Linked DNA regions of Homo sapiens: region 2 is linked to region 1. The links are chromatin loops, found by intact Hi-C in ENCODE. Cell type or tissue: IMR-90. All regions are shown on one strand. Each heading gives the region's core, and the rest is flanking DNA. Links, peaks and the distances in the headings are about the cores only.

What was found. Peaks named below come from ENCODE experiments on the same cell type or tissue, not always from the same donor. Only the 100,000 strongest peaks of a DNase experiment are listed, where the experiment ranks them.
Region 2: a loop joins it to region 1, with 5 times the contacts of the local background. A loop is called at or near these places in 8 of 110 quality-filtered maps.

What each region holds. Positions count from the first base shown.
Region 1 is chr7:93,543,821-93,546,744 of GRCh38, forward strand. The region is part of intron 2 of CALCR (calcitonin receptor); the gene reads right to left. The region is part of intron 1 of LOC105375400 (a long non-coding RNA gene); the gene reads left to right. Among named protein-coding and RNA genes, the nearest start is that of CALCR, 29 kb to the right of the region's middle. In IMR-90, for the core only: no CTCF peak of the experiment used is centred there; no DNase peak of the experiment used is centred there.
Region 2 is chr7:93,091,065-93,093,988 of GRCh38, forward strand. No RefSeq gene overlaps it. Among named protein-coding and RNA genes, the nearest start is that of SAMD9, 25 kb to the right of the region's middle. RefSeq lists an enhancer at 1,846-1,895. In IMR-90, for the core only: a CTCF peak has its summit at 1,864; a DNase peak (open chromatin) is centred at 1,877; H3K27me3 peaks cover 269 bases.

The DNA of each region.
Region 1 (2,924 bases), core at 119-2,618:
AAAGCTATCATATTTAATATTTTAAATTATTGTTTAATTGTATTTTTTCTTCTGTTACTGGCCTCAGTAATTATTACAATTAGTACTTAGGGTATATTTGTATGTGATAATAATTGCTACAGTACTTCTGCCTTTTATATTTCAGTAGAAATTAAAAGTAAACAAGACATAAACTGCTTAACATACAAACAAAATAAAAAAGCAGAATAGAAATTGAAAAATTTGCAGCATAACTTACGACCAATCATGACAATTATGACCATAAATGTAGTTGGAATACACTCTTCCGTTAAGAGATAGTAACTTTTAATTTTGTTAAAAAAAACTATATCCTGCTTACATTGATAAGAAACTAAAAAAAATAATGCCAAAATTAATGAATAAAAGAAAAACAAAATTTCTTCTGATACCAAATATTAATAAAATGGAAGAAGGGTTAAAAAATTAAAATCAAGAGGGATAGAGTCTCCATATACTAGCTAAGGCTGGGTGTTCACAATTTTTTAAAAAGTCTTCCAGTTTGTAGGCAAATATGGTACTAATTACATTAATTTACATCTCTCATCATTAGTAAATTTGAACATTTTTCATATGTTTTTGCTCCCCTTGGTATTTGCTTTCTATTTTCTTTGCATATTTTCATATTAGTTTGTCATTTTTGAAAGAATTTTAAAACATCTTAGATGTATTTTTAATAACATCTATTATATAGATTGTGATTTTGCCTTTATTTTTCTTTGTAAATTTTGTTTATGAAGGTTTTTTTTCACACATAAAAGATTTTAGTTTTTCACTGTGTGGTATTTTGCTTTTCTCCTTCAAATGGTCTGAGATATAGACTCATCTACATGTTTTTCTAATTCTCCGTAGGTCTTTTAATTGGAAGTTGGAATGGGACTTACCAAGCTTCTCAGCAACAGTGTGACCTAAATGACCATTTCTTTATAAAGGCAGATTTGGCCAGGAGGAGCTTATGGCAAATCTTCCCACAGCTTTCCTCCAACTGCTCAACAGCAAAGATATTTATGTCACTGTGAATCTCTACACCTGTGGTCAGTGATTTCATGCTGCTCATGGCTCATTTCATGCTGAGCAGCAGGAAAGGCCACTGTGCAGCTTTCCCAGGCTGAATATGAACTCATCTTTTCTGGAGCTGTCTCACGCTTTCCCCAGACTGTGGAGAAGGGCAGAAAACATGCTCTATGGTACTACTGCTTGGACTTTTTCGTTAGGCTGCTTCATGGATAAGGTTGGGCCTGCTGCATGTTAAGTTGGTGGGATGGGAAGGATAAGGTACTCATGTGATATATGTATCTTGGCCTACTTTGTAAACACAGAGGCCTTACACAAATGCTATTCCAGTTGATATTATTATCAGGAATAAAGGAACTTAGTCGGCTCCTGAATAAAATATGACTTTCACATATGCTGTTGCTTTTCATGTTACATAGATTAAAAATCCTGTCCTCTGGCTGTAGAGTGCTGGTTTTGTTAAATTTAGACTTAGAAGGGCAATAAATATTAAAAGAATTTCAACTATCCAGTGTAATTTCTGCCTCTAGATAGACAGGCTCAAACAAAGTGAATTCTGGTTAAGAAGTTGTATTTAACAGAAATTTAACGTGGTATGTCCTCATATTAGGATTATGTTGAATTAAAAGATCCAGGTCAAACAACCTTGCCTGCTGGACTTCGATGATATTTTGCCAAAAAATGATGGAAGCCCCATTTTTGGGGCAGCTGATGCTAGGCTAGCCAGGACCCTGAGAACATGTTTTAAAAAGACCCTATGCTGGCAAGAAGTATAGAGATTACTTCATGGGACTTCTGAATTACCAATTATTTTTGCTGGATTTTTGACACAGTATTAAATTTTTTTTTAATCTAAACAAAAATAGTTGTCAACTTCCTGAAGTTAAACTTTAGTCCTGCTACTACCATGGGATCGACCTCATATCACCCCTTTTTCATCATCTGACAAGGGTGGAGATTGGAGCAAAAGCAAGGAATCTCCTCACTACACTCCATGCTTAGGTTTCTGTTGGACAAAGTGAGTTTTCTCTAGCAACTAAGCCTAATTAGGGATTAAAGTAGGGGCTAAACAAGTGAAATAGTGGTAAGAAGCTCTCCTACACATATATATTTGAGTACTCTCTCCCCTTACTGAAAGAAAATAACAAAAAAAATACTGTTGCAAATTAACAAATTCAGAAAATGCTAATATGAAAGAGAATGCCATATTCTAAGAAATTTTTTTACCATAATCCCATAGGCAATATTAGTATTTTATTAATAGGATGTTAATAGCCCATTAACTCTAACAAGGTCCAGGTATCATGCAAAGTCCAGGTATCATGCCAGGTGTTTTATTATAGAGCAAACCCCTATGTCCTGTATTTCCCAAGAAAGTACTAGCTCACACCTGTTGTCCTGATATAATTTTAATAACATCCCTGTTCACTCACAAAAGCATACCAGTTTGAATGACAACTTATATGGTTATACTATTTTTATGTGACTGATTACCCTTTATCTTAAAGAGAACTGTGACAAAGACGCTATTATTATGATCCTCATTGAGAAACTGATTTACATAAAGGTTAAATAATGTATTTAAAGCCACACAGTTTTTAAGTGGCAGTAGCTGGAAGTCAAACCCAGACTGTCTGGCCGCAGAGCCTGAAATGGTGGCTTCCCAACATTTGTCCTGAAGCTGGGCCCATGAGTGAGTGACTTTTTGTTTTCTTTTTCTTTTCTTTTTTTTTTTTTTAGACAGGGTGGAGTGCAGTGGTGGGATCACAGCTCACTGCAGCCTCGACCTTTCTGGCTCAAGTGATCCTCCCACCTCAGCCTCCTGAGTAGCTTGAGACAACAGGCACGCATGACCACACTTGGATAATTTTTGTATTTTTTTTTTTTTGGTA
Region 2 (2,924 bases), core at 323-2,822, 450 kb before region 1:
CCTTTGTCATTGTGTAATTACCTGCTTTATTTCTTTCACAGATTTTGTTTGAAATATATTTTATCTGATATGAGTATAGCTACTCCTGACCTTTTTTTGGGTTTACATTCACATGGAATATCTTTTTTTCCATCCCCTCATTTTCCATCTATGTGTGTCTTTATAGGTGAAGTGAATTTGTTGTAGGCATCATATAGTTGGGTTTTGGTTTTTAATTCATCCAGCCACTCCACCTTTTAATTGGATAATTTAGTTAATTTGTATTCAATGTTATTATAAGTAAGGACTTACTACTATCATTTTGTTTTCTGGTTGTTTTATTAGTCCTCTGTTCCTTTCTTCCTGTCTTCCTTTGTGTATAAGTGATTTTCTCTGGTAGTATGTTTTAATTTCTTGCTTTTTATGTTTTGTGTATCAAATAGGTGTTCTCTTTGTGGTTGCTATGAGGCTTGCAAATAACATCTTATAACCAATTATATTTAACTAATGACAACTTTGTTCACAAAAAAGAAAAGAAAAAACAAGCAAGCAAAGAGAAAATTGAAGAACTCTACACTTTATCTCCTCCACTTTTTGACATTTTATTGTCTCTGTTTACGTCTTTTTATATTGTCTATCTCTTAGCAAATTGTTGTAGTTATTATTTTTGATAATTTGCCTTTTGGTATTCATACTAAAGATATGAGTGGTTTATCCACTATAATTACAGTATTACAGTATTCTGTATTTACCTGGGTACTTAATTTTATCAGTGAGTTTTATGATTTATTATTACACATTAGCATCCTTTTCTTTCAGATTGAAGAACTTCCTTTAGCATTTCTCATAAGACAGGTCTGGTGATGATTAAATTCTTCTATTTTTGTTTATGTAGAAAAGTCTATTTTTCATTCCTGTTCGAAAGATAACTTCACTGGATACAGTATTCTAGTTTAAAACTTGTTTTCCTTTAGCGCTTTGAATATGTCAATCCATTCCCTCTTGATCCATAAGGTTTCCACTGAGAAGTCTGCTGCCAGATATATCGGAGCTCATTTACATGTTACTTGCTTCTTTCCTCTTGCTGCTTTTGGGATCCTGTCTTTATCCTTACTTTTGAAAACTTAATTAGTTTACTCCTTGAGGTAGTTTTATTTGGTTTGAATATGTTTTGTGTTCTTTGATCTTCTTGTACCTGGATATTCATATTTTTTCTCATAAGTTTGCAAATTCTTTGTTATTTCTTGGAATAAATTTTCTATCCCAATCTCTTTCTCTATATCCTCTTTAAGGCTAATAACTCTTACATGTGCCCTTTTAAGGTTATTTTCTAGATATTGTTGGCATACTTCATTTTTTTTTCTTCTCTGGTGGTATATTTTCATATAACCTGCCTTTGAGCTCACTAATACTTTCTTCTGCTTGATCAGTTCTGCTGTTGAGATATTCTGATGCATTTTTCAGTTTGTCAATTAAATTTTTTAGCTTCAGAATTTCGGTTTAAATTTTAAATTATTTCAATTTTTGTTAAATTTCTCTGATTGAAAATTCTGTATTCCTTCTCTGTATTATCTTGAAGTTCATCATGCTTCCTCAAGACAGCTATTTTGAATTCCCTGGCTGAGGTCACATATCTCTGTCACCCCAAGGTTGATCACTGGTGGCTTATTTAGTCTTTCTGATGAGATCATGTTTTCTTGGATGTTTCTGATGCTTGTGGATGTTTGTTGATGTCTGGGCATTGAAAAGTTAGGTGTTTATTCCAGTATTCACAGTCTTGTCTTGTTCATGCCAGTCTTTCTTGAGAGGGTTTTTCATGATTTCAAAGGGTATTGAGTATTGCTACTTAAGCCTATGGTTACTGCAGTCATTTCAACACTAGGGAGTGCCCTAAGCCCAAGAACACTGAAGCTTTTGCAGACTCCTAGATACACAATCTTGGTGGACTTGGGGAAGATAAAGGAGAATTCCCTGGGTTCCTAGACAAAGTCTCTTACTCTCTTCCCTCTCTTTTCCTTAAGCAAAAGTCTCTCTTTCTGCACTGGGCCTTCTGGAACTGTTGGAAGGGTGACATGGACACTCCTATGGCCACCCCAGCAGGCACTGCTCTGGGTTGTACCTGAAGCCCATTGTCTCCCAGACCAGCACAGTTTTGGTGCTTGCCCAAGGCCCATGGCCACTACTGCCTGGCGGCCACTGATGTTTACTCAAGGCCCACAGCCACTTTAGTCAGCAGGTGGTGAATCCTTCAAGGACTAGGTTTATCCTTGGTTCTCTACACTACAGAGCCAAACCATATCACCAGGTCACTTTAGTTGGCTGGTGGTGAAGCTGGCCAGGACTAAACTTTCTCCCACTGAGACAGAGAATTTCTCTCTGACTCAGGGCTAGTCTAAATGCTTCCTTCATGGACACTGGCAGAATTCTACTTGGTGTTGTGTTCCACCGTGACAGAGTGGCATTGAGTTCAAATGCAAAGTTTCACACTCACTTTGCTCTTTCTCCTTCAAACACACAGATTATCTCCATACATTGTGCTGCTGGGGTTCGGGGAGGTGTGGTGTAGGCAATGTAAGACTGTCCTTCCTACCTTCTTCAATGCCTCTTTCCTTATCAGTAGGTTAAAACCAGGTACTAAGATCACTCATCTGATTTTATGTTCTTATGAAGGTGGATTTTTATATGAACAGTTGTTCAAATTGCTGTTCCTGCAGGGGGATGATTGCTGGAGGGCTCTATTCAGCCATCTTGCTCCTCCTCCTCCTCCAAATTACAGAATTTAAACATTCTATAATTAAGTTTGTGAGGCCAGGCATGGTGGCTCACACCTGTAATCCCAGCACTTTAGGAGGCTGAGGCAGGTGAATTGCTTGAGCTCAGGAGTTCGAGACCAGCATGGACAACATGGCAAAACTCTGTCTCTACAAAACATACAAAAATTAGCT